Regions from separate parts of the Homo sapiens genome. Here all the other regions are linked to region 2. A link is a loop called in an ENCODE intact Hi-C map of the cell type or tissue named here. Cell type or tissue: PC-9. All regions are shown on one strand. Links, peaks and the distances in the headings refer to the core of each region. The heading gives the core; the rest is flanking DNA.

Region 1 (5,080 bases), core at 375-4,374, 58 kb after region 2:
CTCACTGGTCAGCTTCGGAAACCATGACTTTGATACTGGTGACTGAAGCACGAGCCAGGCACTCCCCTTCCTCATGTGAGTCATTCCGCTGGGTTGCAGTGAGGGCAGGTCTCTCTTTACAGAATTGTCCCAGCTCATCATGAGCAAACGGTGAGAGATGACACGTCACCATTTCACTGCAGCCCTGGTGCATTAATGCATTTAGGTCGTGATCACTAAGGAGAGAGGCGTCGCTTGCCTCTGGGTGGAAGCATGTTCCACTACCTACAAAGTAATGTCACCAAACAAATCAGACAAGAATCTAGATCTGAGTGCCCTGTTACAGAAATGCCAGGAGTCCGGGATGTTGTCAGTCAAACCCAGAGAAGGAAAGTGCCAGGACCCACCAGCAGTAACCAACAAGCCTCGCTGGGATCTTGATTCAAACAAACTTTAAACGAACAAATAGGGACTTTTTTTTTTTCTTAAGGTGGAGCCTCCCCCTGTCGCCGGCTCACTGCAGCCTGTGCCTTCCGGGCTCAAGCGGTCCTCCCACCTCAGCCTCTCCAGTAGCTGGGACCGCAGGTGTGCGCCACCAACGCCCAGCTAATTTTTTGTATTTTTTTTTTAGAGACAGGGTTTTACCATGTTGCCCAGGCTGGTCTCAAACTCCTGGGCTTAAACGATCTGCCCACCTCGGCCTCCCAAAGTGCTGGGATTCCAGGCATGAGCCACCATGCCCAGTGGAGAGCCTTCATCTTTCAGAGGCAAAGCCTGGTGGGTTTTGTGTAGAAATGACGTGCTGAGATTTGTTGTGGGACAGTTCTGAAAGTGGGTGGAGACTTTGGCAAAACAGGATTCACCTTGAGCTGATAATTATTGATCCAAGAGGTAGAATGTGTGGGATTTGTTACATTTTTATCTCTATTTTATTTGCATGTTAGAAATTTTCCATAGCAAAAACTTTAGAGATAGGAACAAAAAAATTTATGGTTCCTTTTAGCCTCCCCAAAATGGCATAGGTGTTCCAGGGTTTGCGGGCAGTGTCTGGGATGGTGTTGGAAACCACTTCACATGTGTCTGTGCACGCATCCTTGCCTTGAAAGACCCTGCTCAGATGCTGCCAGTACTCGCTGGAGTGAGAACACGGGAATGTTTTTGCCAAACAGCCTGGACCGTATCTGATTAATCTGCACGTACTTGCTTGCTGTCCTGACTTAAGTGCCGGCCGCTGACAGCCGCGTCTGTTACCAGCGCTTTCATCCATCAGGGTGTCATTTAATTAGGGGCCCACAGCCTTGTCCCTGCTCCGTGATGTGCAGGTTCAGCACAAATCCGCTTGTTCTGTGACTATCTGTGGTAGGAGAGGCATCGTGCTGTTGGTGGAGTTCTCTCTCCTAGCTCCACATAGACGCTCTGTGTGATGAGGGCCTAACTGATGACCTAGAGGGGGCAGGTGGGCTGGTCTCGCAGGTGGCCGCAGCCTGGAGTGGGGACTGCTGGGTCCTGGGCTTCCCGGGAGTCCAGTGCTCACCACACTGAAGGTCATGCTCCTGCTTTTCAGACTGGGCCAGTGCCATTCGCGTCGCAGCTCTGGACTGCATGGAAGAGAAGAACCAGGCCGTGTGCCATGACTACGACATCCACTTCTACCCCACCTTCCGGGTGAGTATCACGCGGCTGCTTGTCCGTTGAAATTCACCTTCTACCCCACCTTCCAGGTGAGCATCACGCGGCTGCTTGTCTGTTGAAATTCGCCACATCATAGTGCCTGTGTTTTCGGCTTCTCTGGCTCTCTCCTTGGAACTTCGTAGGAATTGTAGGAGCTGATGTTTGGTGGGGGCAGCTCTTGTTCCACCCTGTTGTGCTGTGGAAGTGTCTGTGGGACTGTCCACGCTCACACAGACCCGGTCACATGGAGGGGATGCGTGAAAAGACCCCCTGCAGCCTGCACGGCCAGGGGGCGCAAGGAGACCAGGACTGCGAGGGCTGGCACCCCAGCCTGAAGCCACGCGTGTGGTCCGTGTACCATGGGGCTCTCACACATGCACACTCATGCACACACACACGCACACACAGGCACAGGGCCTCTGCCTTCCCCAGCCAAAGTCAGCCCTGCAGACAAGGCTGTGCCCATTGCTCCCACTAGGGGGCGGAGGTACCTGTGACCCTGTTGCAGGCCCGTGCATAGCATGTGTGTACCTGCGGGTGCCACTGCCTCCTGCGTGCCTTGACATGGACATCTCCAGAAACGTGGGCGCCTTGGGCCCACTTCCTGGGAAGCTTTGTCAATTTGAGTAAAACTCCGTCCTTGTCAGCCCTGGTGCCTTGCTGTGTGGTGTGGTGTCATGTCATGGTGGCTTCGCTTGTATTTTGGGGGCTGTTGTTTTCACTGTGCTGGCAGCACCTGTGGTCCTGCCCTAACAGGTGCCACGCTGGGCGGCACCGGTGTCAGCCCTGCCCCAGGGCCTCTCGGGGCCTGTGTCGCACACTTGCTTGCCTGCCTCTGCGTGTGATTACGTCAGCATGGCTTCCTGTTGTATTTTGATTTTGCTTCAGACACAGTTCACACTGTGCTGTATGTAAACTTTCGGGCCCTCTTTCTGTTACTTAATGGGACATTGCCCAGATCCACTACGATGCTCATTGGATGGGATTGTCCAGTGACGTCACTCTGAGAACCAGAGCCCCCCGTTGCCAGGTGTGTGGGCTCTTCCAGGCTTTGGTGGCTTTGAACGGCGCTGCTGTGCGCCTTCCCGGGCAAGGGGAGAGCTGAGGCTGGGAGAGAAGCCACTGGGCCGCGAACCGGGTCTGTGCACAACAGACCTGCAGGGCCAGCAGTGTCAGGCAGTTTTGTGCTCGCCCAGGGACCAGTGCAGCAGGAAGCACTGGCGGCTTCGTTTGCATTTCCCTGGCGGCTGCAGTGCCAGCACATCTGGCTTTGTGGGCCGTGGGTGTCATGGGTGAAGTGTCTTCCTGTCATCTGCACGTTTCCCTCTTAGCTGGCCAGTGCTTTTCTTACCGACCTCATCTCCGCCATCATGTAACCTTGTCTCGTCGCTGTCTCTAACGTACCCTTTGATGAAGAAAGTTTTTAATGTTAACATAAGAACCTAATCATCCACTCAGAGATACTGCGTGGTGTCTCCTCCTCCTGCACATCCTCCGTGTTGTCACAGCTAACGCTACAGCTAACCATTAAGACATAGGCTCACTACCAAGTCCCAGAGAGCGGTGTCTTTTATGATTCCAGCCCAGTTGAACTGTCTTGCTTCTAGCCCTGTTGGGTCAGAAAATGTAAATGATGGGAATGCTGATTGGAGCTAACCTTAGCCCCCTCGTAAATCTGACAGGAAACATTAATATGCACAAAGACAAGGAGAAGCGTGTGGTTTGTCATTAATTTATGAAAACTTTCCGAAGGAAATTGAGTAAAGCTCCCTCTAAGGTGACGGGCGTTTTGTTGCTTAAACACATGCAGATGCCCATGGAAGGCTGCCTCTTACTTGTTCTGTGTTTTTCCTCTTAGTATTTTAAAGCATTTACAAAGGAGTTTACAACTGGAGAAAATTTTAAAGGTAAGGACATAAGCATTGTATTTTAGTCCCTGAGATTCCCCTCATAAACCTGCTAAAGACACACGGTCCCAGAGCCTGGGGAGCTCCCAGCCTGGGTCAGCACCTTTCCCTCTGCTGACCTTCCTGCCTGCTTTCCCTTAAGAGTTCAGATATTAATAGTTTCAAAGAGAAATTTTAATTTTGTGCTTTGCCTTGCTTGGCAAATATTGTAGTAAAAACTTTTTCAGAGTAAATTTTTTATTGTAAAAATATTTGGAGATGTGCACAGATCACATGTACCCACCCGATGAATTTTTACAAATGATCCCACCCAGCCGAGCATCGCCCAGAGTGTGATCAGACCCCGCAGGCCACACCCTGGGGGGCTCTGCCTGTGAGGGACCCGGTGGAGCTGCCTGGCCTGCTCCTCGCCGCGCCCTGGGGGGGCTCTGCCTGTGAGTGACCCAGTGGAGCCGCCTGGCCTGCTCCTCGCAGTGCCGTGTCTTGCCATCTGCCTCTGTTGCCTGTCCCTGTGGCCCACCCATGCTTGTGTCATTGCTGTGTGGTCTCCAGTTGTGTGAATCCAGCGCTGTCTGTACCACGCCTGTGGGTGGCATTGGGCACACCCATTGGGATTGCACATGTTGCTGCCACCTGCACCCTGCTGTCTTTGGGCCCCAGGCTGGGACGGGGCTGCTGTCCCTGGGTGTATGCCTGCCCCACGAGGACAGCCGCACACACAGCTCTGACCCTGGTGTGCTTCCGGCAGGACCTGACCGAGAGCTGCGAACAGTCAGACAGACGATGATTGACTTCCTGCAGAACCACACGGAAGGAAGCCGGCCCCCTGCCTGCCCGCGCCTAGACCCCATTCAGTGAGTAGCTCCATGAAGAAGGCGGCCGTTAGACTCGTGTTGAACTGTGCAAGAAACGTAATAGGTTTCTATTAAGTGATGTGGCCACTGGGATGTGGTGGCCAACTCGCTGCTGTTGACGGCACTAAAAGCCTCTTTTTTTCCTCTTGAAAGGCCCAGTGATGTTCTTTCCCTTCTTGACAACCGTGGCAGCCATTACGTGGCTATTGTCTTTGAAAGCAACAGCTCCTACCTTGGACGGGAGGTACGGCCTCTGCGTGGGCTCCAGGTGTCACACGTGGTGTGATTGGGGTTGGCGGTGGATCTGTGATGAGATTTGCAGGTGCCGGTCACTGTGTCGGCATCTCGTGTCCTGTCTGTGGCTTTAGGTCTTGTTCATTATCAGAAGCTTAGTTAATGTTACTCAGCAAAGTCACTGGTGTCTGGAGAAGACTGTTAGGATGAATGAGCTTGGCGGTGGGAGGGGTTCAGAAGGTGGCCTAACCCTAGGTTTGAAACTAAGAGGGGGCTTTGCAGAAGATCTCATTTTTATGACACGCCCAGCTCACCTTGAGGTCATTCTGTATTTTGTATGCATTATTACTAAGATTTTTTTCGTTGCCGTATTCTGAACTCTCAACATTTTTGCCAAATCCAAGATTCTGTAAAACGTCGTTTCTATCGTCATAC
Region 2 (5,080 bases), core at 657-4,656:
ACCACCCGCTACCTACCCCGGGGGATGTGCATCTACCTGGACCCAAAGGAGGCTGAGCACCTGGGCACTTCCAGCTCCCTGCACCTCCGGCATAAGCAGGCGCAGCTGCAGGCGCTAGAGACCACAGCCAAAGTCCTCAAGCAGCGGGTCGATAGCCTCACCGCCAAGCTGCAGGGTGCCGAAGCGCTGGACACCGTCAGGGACCCAGCTGTGGGCCTGCTGCGCTCGTGCCCCCACAGCCTACCTGCCGCCCCCACGCTCGCCACCCCCACGCTTGCCACCCCAGCCTGCCCTGGAGCCTTGGGGCCCAACTGGGGCAGAGGGGCACCTGGGGAGTGGGTGAGCATGCAGCCCCAGCCCCTTCTGCCCCCGACCTACTTCCTGGACGGCGAGACACTGTCGTGGGGCCCCAGCTGGGAGCAACAGCAGAGTGTGAGCCCGAGGGCCCACTGCGAGAGCAAGCCCCGAGGTAGGCCGGCACCCGGGACACGGTGACCGCTGGGTGGCCAGGGGGTCCTGTGGGCTGGGAGGAATGGGGACCCCATTTTCTCTCTGAGCCTTGGTTTCCTTTCTGGAAAGGGGGCTAGGAGGACAACAGTCCAGGGGGTCTGAGCAGCATAGTGTACGTGGGCTTTCCCACGTGGCATGTGGTGTGTGTGGGCTCATCCTTGTGGGATGTGTGAGCTCTCCTGTGTGGCACATGGCACCCGCAGCAGCTATTGCTCCTGTCTTGTTCTCTGGCCAGAAGGGTGAGGCCGCTCCAGTGGCTCCTTCCCTGCTGCCTCCCTGCCCTTCCTCCAGCAGAGAGGCCTGAGGGCCAGGGAGGCTGCCACACCCCCACCCCTGTCAGGTGTGTCTCAGGCTCCTCTCCTGCTGTGATGGCTTGGGTCCCCCGTCCCGTGCTCCCGGCTGACCAGGGAGTGAAGCCAGGTGCCCTCTTCTCCAAGGTTTTCCAGAGGAGGGACACGTGGACGTGAAACCAGACAAAAGGCTGCAGAGAGGCGTGGCCCCCTTCCAGGCCCTCAGCCCCTCTGCGGGGAGGTAAGACCACCTGCCCACCTGCCCACCTGCCCACCTGCCCACCTGCCCGCCTGCCCACCTGCCCACCTGCCCACCTGCCCACCTGCCCGCCCACGCTCACGGGCTGCCTCTCACTTCACCCCCATGTGTCCCCGTCATGCTGGTCCAGAGGCTGCGGCCAGGGACCCGGAGCAGGTGGTGCTGGCTCGGACGCTGGCCGGGGCAGGGAAGCCCCGCGTCAGACACTCCCCCCACGAATGCCCCCTGAACTGGCTGCGGGCCTCGGGGACGCCACTGGTGCAGCTCCCTCTTGCCTGCTGCTCCAGACTGAGTGCAGGGACAGTGACTCGGGTGGTCCTTGCCATCCGGGCCCGGCGACCCCACCTGAGCTCTCAGGGCTGCCTGTCCATGGAGCCTCACACACCTGGCTCCCATCCCCAGCACGGGCTGCAGCCTCCTCTGGGGCCATGTCACACAGGTACATCTGAAGCCCCTTCCCGGGGACACTGTGCCTGTCCCGCGCCCCCAGGCCCCTCTCAGCCCAACTCCCTCCCCCTGGGGGAGCATCTGCCCTACCCCAGCGCCTGCAGCCCCAGTGAGCCCCAGGCTGAAGCGGAGCCCAGCAGGCTTGGTCCATGGGGGCTTTGCAGGTGGAAACTGAGTTAGATGCTCGTGACAGAGGTTGCAGTGCACGAGGCGGCCGCTCCCTCCCGAGCACCTAAGCCTCAGCAGCAGCTGTGGCCTTGAGTCCCTCCTGGGGATTTGTGAACACGTTTGGATCTCCTCTCCTGAAAAAACCCCCTCCACACCTGCCCCCCACCAAAAATCTTCCTCCGAGCCCACCACCTGCCCAGCCGGCCTCTCGCTCTTGCTGGTGTGGGCCGGGATCCCTGTCCAGGGCCTCCTGGCCAGCAGTGCCCTCCTGGTCCCCGCGGCTCCCTGCACACCGCATACTGCCAGGCGTTCTTGGGCCACTCCCGGCCACTCTCACCCCTCTGTCCTTGACGGAAGCACCCTGGATGAGGGACCCCGGCCTGACCTGAGCAGCTGCTTCCCAGGCAGCCCCGGAACCCGGGCTCGAAAACTCAGCACCACGGGCGGGGCAAGCAGGAGGCCAGGCCGGCGGCGGTCTCTCGGGAAAGCTCTGTGCACCCTCAATGCGTGGCCAGGTCCACCAGGGACACCTAGACGTGGGCTCCCCAGACATCAGGGCCTGGGTCATGCCACCCACCTCCACCAAGCTGTCTTCTGCTGGGTGGCCGAGGGCATGAGGGCAGACACCACGTGTAGCCCTAGGGTGGCAGTGGGCACTGCAGCAGAGGGGCTGTTGCCCAGAGTCCACATGTGGGGGAAGGAGGCGCCCTCTCCCGAAGCCCAGCCTTCCCTCCTTTCCCTGCCCCTCCCCTCCCCTCTCCTCCTGCTGGGACATTTCCTGGCCCGAGGTCTCCCCTGCCCATCCTTCCTAGGAAACCCCACCAGCTTCCTCTCCTGAAGCCCCCTTTGCCCTCAGGGGATGGCGGGCTTGGTGCCTGCGCCAGGGCCTTTGGGTTGTGCCCCATCTCACTCCCAACCCCACCTGCTGCCCAGGCCCAGTCCGGCCCATGGAACTGAGCCATTGTGACCAGAAGAGGGCAGCATCGGGCCAGACCTCGCCTCTGTCGCCTGCAATGCCCAGGACGACTTCTGCCCAGCCCTTGAGAAGGGGTGGGAGGCAGAGGCGGAGGCAGTGAGAATTTTTGAAAAGGTTAATTTCAGTGCCCCGGGCTCCCGGGGGACCAGCTAGATCTGTCCCCAGGGCCAGACCCAGGCTGAGGTCTCAGCGTTCCTGGCACAGCCTGGGTGCAGCCAGAGGGGCAGAGGTGCGGCCAGGGCTCCCTGTGGCAATGGCACCCAGACATTCCCATCAGGGCTGGGCACTGGACTGTGCCCTCCACCCCCACAGCCCTGCCGAGGCGGCAGAGAGACAGCAGGAGGCGGAATCATATTCATGAACCGTGGCCCGGAGGGACCCGGGCTGGTGGAGAGCAGGGATTAGGGAGAGGCTCAGAGGCTCGCTGGGCCCTGCCAAGGCTTCCGCCGCTGCTCGGGCAGCCAGGAAAGGGGCCTGGCCTGTCCGTTGCCACTCACCACTTGAGGGGCTGGAGCTTCAGGGCTGGCGCACACAGCCTCTGCTGGTTCCACCTGCTGCCATCTGGTGCGTTTCCCACGCTGAGCCTCTCGGGTGCCCCAGATCCCGGCCGCCTCTCAGACTGGTTTCTTTTTTGTTTTGTTTTGTTTTTATTTTTGAGATGGAGTCTTGCTCTGTCGCCGAGGCTGGAGTGCAATGGCTTGATCTCAGCTTGCTGCAACCTCCGCCTCCCAAGTTCAAGCGATTCTCCCGCCTCAGCCTCCCCAGCAGCTGGGATTACAGGCACCCGCCACCACGCCCAGCTAATTTTTGTATTTTTAGTAGAGACGGGGTTTCACCATATTGGCCAGGCTGGTCTCGAACTCCTGACCTTGTGATCTGCCCACCTCAGCCTCCCAAAGTGCTGGGATTACAGGCGTGAGCCACTGTGCCCGGCCTCAGACTGATTTCTGAGTTGGGGTGAGTCTGTCCCCTCTGTCCCATGGGAGCCCAGCACTCAGTGGTGGAGGCACTGGGGCTTCTAGCCACCCAGCCCGGGTTCCAGAACACTTCTCCAGGCCTGTGCTCCCAGGTGCCATGCAGCCCCTCACGGCCTGGGCACACGTCCAGCTCCCCTGCAGCACCAGGAATGCGGGCGGGGGTTGGGAGGTGGGTCACCACCATGACCAGACCCTGCACAGCTCCTGCCCACAGCAGGTGTGAGACAAACACCTGTGGGCCCTGCGGGCTGCTGAGGGAGGGCGTGTCTACCCCCTGCCTAACAACCCCTGGGCCACAGGTGTGGGCAGCATCTTCAGCCACTCCAGTGGGTTCTGGGTCACTGTGTACCAGGAAGCACAGATGGGGGCCCTGATAAGAAATGCGAAGTGAGGTGAGCCGTGCTCACAGATGCAGGCTCAGCACATGCCCCGCCCACATGCCCCGGATGCAGGCTCAGCACATGCTCCGCCCACAAACCCGTCTCTCTGTGCACCCCAAAGACCCCTCATCCCAGTAGCACTGCCTCCCCGTGCCTGGTAGCTCTCCCTCACCACTTGGCCACCTCTGGGAGAAAGGTCAGTGGCCACACCTGGCTCCTGGCTCTGTCAGCCTTGCGTGCTGGCCAGCTTGAGTGGGGGCAGGTGTGTGGGTCCAGTTGTACCTGCCTCCATGGTCACAGCCCGGGTGCTCCCCAGATAGGTTGCCCTGCAGTCTCCAGTGCCAGCCTTGAGCAGTGGGGTGAGGGTCACAGCTGATGCGTGACCCCGTTCCGCTCTGGGCCTGGTGGGCAGTGCCCTTAGTAGATGGTAGAGATGGTCCCGATGACCACGCTGGCTGGGAAGACTCTGATCTTGGCCCTGGGGACCAACGGTGGCCACGGAAGCTGACCGTGCACACCCCTGTTCCCCCTGGGGTCCGAGTGCAGAGCTCCGAGCAGCCAGGCTTGGCGCCAACGCTTCCCAGATGTGGGCTGGTGGCTTCACCTCAGCCCACGCCACCACGCTGGGACGCATGCTCAGGCCCCACCCACTCACCCCTGCCTCCCGCTCACCCCTGCCTCCTGGCTCCCAGGCCTCAGGCCCTTCCCCCGCCAGGCTTTTGGCCCTTGGGTCCCACCCTGGGCACACTGTTGGGGGTCTGAGAGCTGCTCCAGGCCACGGGAGCCCAGGTTCCTGCTCAATGAGGGGCTGTCCCCCGGATCTCCCTGCCTCCTGTCTCCTCCACGGGCCTGGCCCTGCCACACGTGTGCCTGTGTCTTCCAGCTCATATGCGGGCCCAGCCACGCTGCACCCTATCTGGGGCTCCCTGGGACTGGAGGAGACGCCGTCGGTCGGAGGGGCAGATTCTGTGGCGCCCTGCACCCCCCGGAGCTGCGGTAAGGGCGACCCTGCGGACAGGCCCTGGGCTGGCTGGTCGGGTGGCCGGGGCATCCACCGAGAACACCTTCCACTG
Region 3 (5,080 bases), core at 467-4,466, 320 kb after region 2:
ATTGCATTAAGTAATAGAAACCACCCTGGGAAGCTGCTCCCAGGGAAGCTGTAGTGGCTGTTCCTCAGTCCAGCCCTTGGTGCCATCATTTCTGTTCCATCAAAATAGAAGATCTAAACTTCAGGCCAGTGGGGCCTGGTCCTTGGTCTCTCTAGATCTGAGGCAGCAGAGAGGGTGAAGAAACACCAGCCCTGGCACTGGGTGAGTGTGGGGTCCAATCCTGGTTTGCAATGCCATTGTACAGATGAGGACATCAAGGCCCAGAGAAGTTAAGTGATTGCCCAAGATCACACAGCAGGCAAACAGCAGTGTCAGGATTTGAACTTGGCATCTGTCTGACTCCATGGCTGTGCTTCCCAACCTCAGTTACCTATGGCAAAACTGCTGTGGCCCAATGAACAGAGTGGCTGCAAAGACATAGGAACTGGAGGGGGACCAGCTTATAAACCGTTAAGTGCCAAGCGGAGGGCCACCCATTAACTGCTATTTCCATGGGCTGACTGCAGTTGGGAACTGGTGCAGGGCGACCTGGCATCCCCCGTCCCCCACATGGCAGGGACTAGCCCCGTTGTGTCATTGAGTTCCTGGGTCCCGGCTGGCCAGAGTGGTCACCGCCATTTCATTATTTAGGGGCTGGAAAATTACTATTCATGACAGCAAACTTAAAAATGAAATAATAAGTCCGTCCTTTTAAAGAGCAAATTGTGATGCTAGAATATTCATGAGCTGTGACTTCATGGGAAATGGCAGCAGCAGGGAGATTATCATTTGGTTAAGTCAGCAGCCAAGGAATTTAGGGAAATGCACTTGTCAGTCTGAGGAAATGGGTGATTAATACTTTCCTGTTTGCGGGGCCCCTTAACGGGCGCATTTTTAATGTAATAATTAATTAACCTTGGGATCACTCACATTTCACAAGCTCCCAATGCCTTGGCTCCTGGAGGGTGGGGGTGTAGCCACCTTCCTGCCCCCTGGCCCCCGATCCCATTCCCATTCTGCATGCCGGGACACTTGGAACTGACCCCCCTCTGAGGTCACGAGGCCTGAGACCTTGGCTGAGAGGCTGAGGCCAAAGCTCATGGGAGACTTGTGTGGTGAAGATGGGTTTGGCCTGCCCTGGGCAAGGACAGGGTGGGACTGTTGAGGCCGGGCAGGGTGACGAGGACATGCCCTGTCCTAGCGAATGCCTATAACCTCTTCGTGGGTGCAGTGAGTTGAGTAGGGGACCCCAAAACTCATGTCTACCTGTAGCCTCCAAATGTGGCTTTATTTGGAAGCAGACTCTTTGCAAATATCATTAGTTAAGAATCTCAAGATGAGATCATCCTGGATTTAGAGTGGACCCTGAATTCAACGACTGGTATCTGTATAAGAAGAGAAGAGGACACAGAGAAGAGGCCACGTAGGACAGAGGCAGGGATTGGAGTGATGCAACCACAGGCCAGGGAGTGCCATGAAAGCTGGGACAGACCCCCCCTTCGGAGCCTTGAAAGCAGCCAAGCCAGCCAGGGCCTTGGCTTAGGGTTTTTGGCCTCCAGACAGGGGAGGATGCGTTTCTATTGTTTTAAGAACCCTGGTTTGCAGGGCCTTGTTCCAGCAGCCCCAGGACCCTCCTACAGCGGCTGTCCCTTTCCGGGGCTGCTGGAGAGTAACGGAGGGAGGCCTTGTGGGCAGGGTGGGGGACCATGTTCCGAGAACCCTGGAGTCCCCAGGGACTGACTGTGTGGGGCCTGATGCTGCTTTTTCAGTGAGCAGGACCAGTGACTAGATGCTCATCCACTCCTCTCTCTGCACCTGAGCGTCTCCTGCTGCAGGGGGTTGAACCAGAGCTGTGCTTTTCAAGCTGGGTTTCCCAGCACACCCATAGGGGCCTGGGAGTCAGAATGCCTCGGTGCCGCCCTCCAACCTCCTCCCTCCTGCTGCCTAGAGAACTCTTAGTCATCCTTTACGGCCCATTTCCAGTGCCCCTCTCTGGAGGTGCTGGCCTGAGCTATCAGGGTCCTTAGAGCTCCAGGCATCCCCCACCCCTGTAGGCCAGCTCCTGCTCCCAGCCCAGGCTCTCGCATGGCCCCCTGCAGGGTTTGTGGATCAGAAGCAGCAATCTCAGGCCCCGAGGCCCTGAGTCATTCACACACACAGGCACACATGCACCCATATATACATGCACAGCAACATGCACACCCCCCCACATAAACATGCACACATATGCATACATGGCACACACACATGCATGCAGACATATGCATGCACACACACAGCACATATGCACAGTGCACACATGCACACAACACGCCCACACACAGGTGCACACCCCCCCGCACACATGAACATGCACACATATGCATACATGGCACACATGCACACGCACACATATACACACACGGACACATGCACGCATACACATGGCACATATACACAGTGCACACATATGCACACATGCACACAACACGCCCACACACAGGCGCGCGCGCGCGCGCACACACACACACACACACACACACGCCTGCACACTCACCCCCACCACCTCGCCCCTCCAGGCAGGCTGACAGCTCAACTGCACCCTCTAGTGGCTGGCTTGAGGCACCACGGCCAGGCTGCTGCTTGTTGAGTTTCGGGTTGGGTCCAGGCCACCTGGGGGTGCAGTGGATGAGAGCGGCACACCCCACCTCAGTCACACTTGGAGCCCCCTTTGCCAGGAGACCCTGCTTGGCCTGCCCAGCCAGGCGCTGACACCATACGGGGGCTGGGGGCTCTGGCCACATCTGCCCAGGGAGCTAAGTCGAGGCAGGGGTCGGGGAGACCGTGGGCAGGATGGCCTTGTCCTTAGCTGCCACCACCCAGGGCAGCTGGGGCTCCTCCAGGGAACTCTCAGGGCCATGGCAAGAGCCAGGGCAGGCTGGGGTGGCCTCACTCCAGGCCTCGGGCCAGGACTGGCTCTGCCCCTGCAGATGCAGGGAATCTGTCACCTGGGCCTTCGCTGATTCCCTGCAGGGCCTTGGGCAGCTACGCCCAGACCAAACGAGGCAGGGGGAACTGGCAGGCAGCTCCAGGACAACGCACCTGGCCTGCCCCTTCCTGAGAGCTGCAGGGAGTTCCGAGGGCTGACGCCACCGCCGCGGAGCCTGCTCCTGTAGCTGTGGTTGGGGCTGGGGTAGGGTGCCCGGCGTGGCTGTGGTTGGGACTGGGGTAGGGTGCCCGGCGTGGCTGTGGTTGGGACTGGGGTAGGGTGCCCGGCGTGGCTGTGGTTGGGACTGGGGTAGGGTGCCCGGCGTGGCTGTGGTTGGGGCTGGGGTAGGGTGCCCGGTGTGGCTGTGGTTGGGGCTGGGGTAGGGTGCCTGGCGTGGCTGTGGTGGTGGGCTCTCCTGGAGGCCCCTCTGCAGCATGGTCTTGGGGCCCAGCCTGGTCCTCCTGGCCACAGGAGGTTCTGAGAGCGCCCCAGAAACCCCTCCGTGAATTCCTTTTCTGCCTGAACTGGTCAGAGCTGGGGTCTGTTGCTGCAACGAAGAGGCCCCCGAAGCGGCCCCTCCCCCACCCTAGGAGCACGGGGCTCATTCTCCAGCAGACCGGAAGCCTTGTCTATCTTCTTCCTGCTGCACCCCCGGGCCTAAAGCAGCACCCAGTGCACAGTAGGCACTAAACACACAATGGACCAATGCACCAAGGGGGGCCCGCCTGGTGGGTTCCCTGGAAGCAGAAGCTGAGATGGAGTTTGGGGTGCACTGGGGACCACACCTGCTGGATCAGCCCAGGGAGGCAGCGTCGGGCAGAGGGAGAAGCTGAACCTTCATGCAGGCCTTGGCCAGCCGGGGGGCAGGGGGCAGGTGGCGGGGGGCTCAGGGGAGGGCTCCCTGCCGGGAGACCCTCTGAAATGGCTGGGTCTTGCCACCCCACTCAGCTCTGCCATGCAGGGAGGGGTGTGACCTCAAAGGTGGCCTCCGAGGCTGAGGCTGAGGCTGAGGCTGAGGCTGAGGGATGGGGGCAGCAGGTCCTCTTTCAGAGGGGGCTCTGGGTCGTGTCTCCATGTCCACACCAAAGCCTAACCCTCCTAGAAAGATAAACGGAGGGTCAGAAAGAAAAGAACCGGCCAGGCACAGTGGCTCATGCCTGTAATCCCAGCACTTTGGGAGGCCAAGGCGGGCGGATCACCTGAGGTCAGGAGTTCGAGACCAACCTGGCCAACATGGCGAAAACCCGTCTCTGCTAAAAATACAAAAACTAGTAGGGTGTGGGGGCAGCGCCTGTCATCGTAGCTACTCAGGAGGCCTAGACGTGAGAATCACTTGAACCCAGGAGGCAGAGTTTGTAATGAGCTGAGATCGCGCCACTGCACTCCAGCCTTGGTGACAGAGCAAAACTCTGTCAAAAAAAAAAAAAAAAAAAGACAGAAAGAAAAGAACCTGCCCAGGCCTCTTGACTGGGAAGAGACAGTGTGGATGCCAGACTGGGCCATTTGACTCTGGGATCTTCCCTTCATGCTGGCCCCTCACCCCAGGGAGTCCCAGAGAGTGGGGCCTGGGAGGCCTCAGGACAGCCTGGCCACTGGAGAGGGACTCCCCCCAGACCTCTCTGGCATTGCTGTTCCTCTCCTACGTTCAGGGGCTGGGGGGAGGTACTGCCAGCTGACCTCAGCCTGGGGCAGAGCTGCCACCAACAGGGAGGTGGCTTCCAGCAACTTCCAGGCTCCTTGCTGACACACTTGGTGTGCCGAGTAGTGTCCCAGAGGAGGTGCAGCCAGGGCGGGCTTCCTGGAGGAGGAGGCCCTGAGCCTGAGGAATGGGCTAGGTTGGCACAGGCTTCGAGGTAGGGAGAGAAGCAGGAGTGCTGGTATGGCCGGGAGCAACCCAGGGGTGAGGGAGGGAGGGGCTTCACTGAGGCTCAGGATGCAGGGTGAGGGGCCAGGCCAGGCCAGGCCAGCCTGAGTGCTTTGGCTGCACGAGACACAAGAAGCCACTTCTGACACAGACAATGAGGGAGGAGGAGCATAAGCCCTTGTCCAAAAAGGACAGCATCAGAACGGCAGAGGCCGATGACTCCAGCAGGGTGGGAACTACCTGCCACTAAGGAGCCCCTGCTGGGCTCC

The links. Peaks named below come from ENCODE experiments on the same cell type or tissue, not always from the same donor. Only the 100,000 strongest peaks of a DNase experiment are listed, where the experiment ranks them.
Region 1: a loop joins it to region 2, with 3 times the contacts of the local background. A loop is called at or near these places in 6 of 110 quality-filtered maps.
Region 3: it touches region 2 in a loop (6-fold over the local background); 17 of 110 quality-filtered maps call a loop at or near these places.

Annotation. Positions count from the first base shown.
Region 1 is chr9:136,223,338-136,228,417 of GRCh38, reverse strand. QSOX2 (quiescin sulfhydryl oxidase 2) reads left to right here. Exons shown (of 12, transcript NM_181701.4): 2 at 1,544-1,644; 3 at 3,509-3,557; 4 at 4,306-4,411; 5 at 4,565-4,655. Among named protein-coding and RNA genes, the nearest start is that of QSOX2, 20 kb to the left of the region's middle. RefSeq lists enhancers at 1-293, 2,374-2,593, 2,724-2,803, 2,984-3,033. In PC-9, for the core only: CTCF peaks have their summits at 1,937 and 2,139 (motif pointing right); no DNase peak of the experiment used is centred there; H3K27ac peaks cover 822 bases.
Region 2 is chr9:136,281,474-136,286,553 of GRCh38, reverse strand. It overlaps CCDC187 (coiled-coil domain containing 187), which reads left to right. Exons shown (of 26, transcript NM_001378188.1): 8 at 1-469; 9 at 948-1,041; 10 at 4,891-5,003. It overlaps LOC124902308 (a long non-coding RNA gene), which reads right to left and starts at 3,311. Exons shown (of 2, transcript XR_007061862.1): 1 at 3,148-3,311. RefSeq lists a silencer at 2,714-2,773. In PC-9, for the core only: CTCF peaks have their summits at 2,443 and 2,643 (motif pointing right); a DNase peak (open chromatin) is centred at 2,663; H3K27me3 peaks cover 1,256 bases.
Region 3 is chr9:135,965,205-135,970,284 of GRCh38, reverse strand. No RefSeq gene overlaps it. Among named protein-coding and RNA genes, the nearest start is that of UBAC1, 6.4 kb to the right of the region's middle. RefSeq lists an enhancer at 1,201-1,834. In PC-9, for the core only: CTCF peaks have their summits at 2,386 and 2,591 (motif pointing left); no DNase peak of the experiment used is centred there.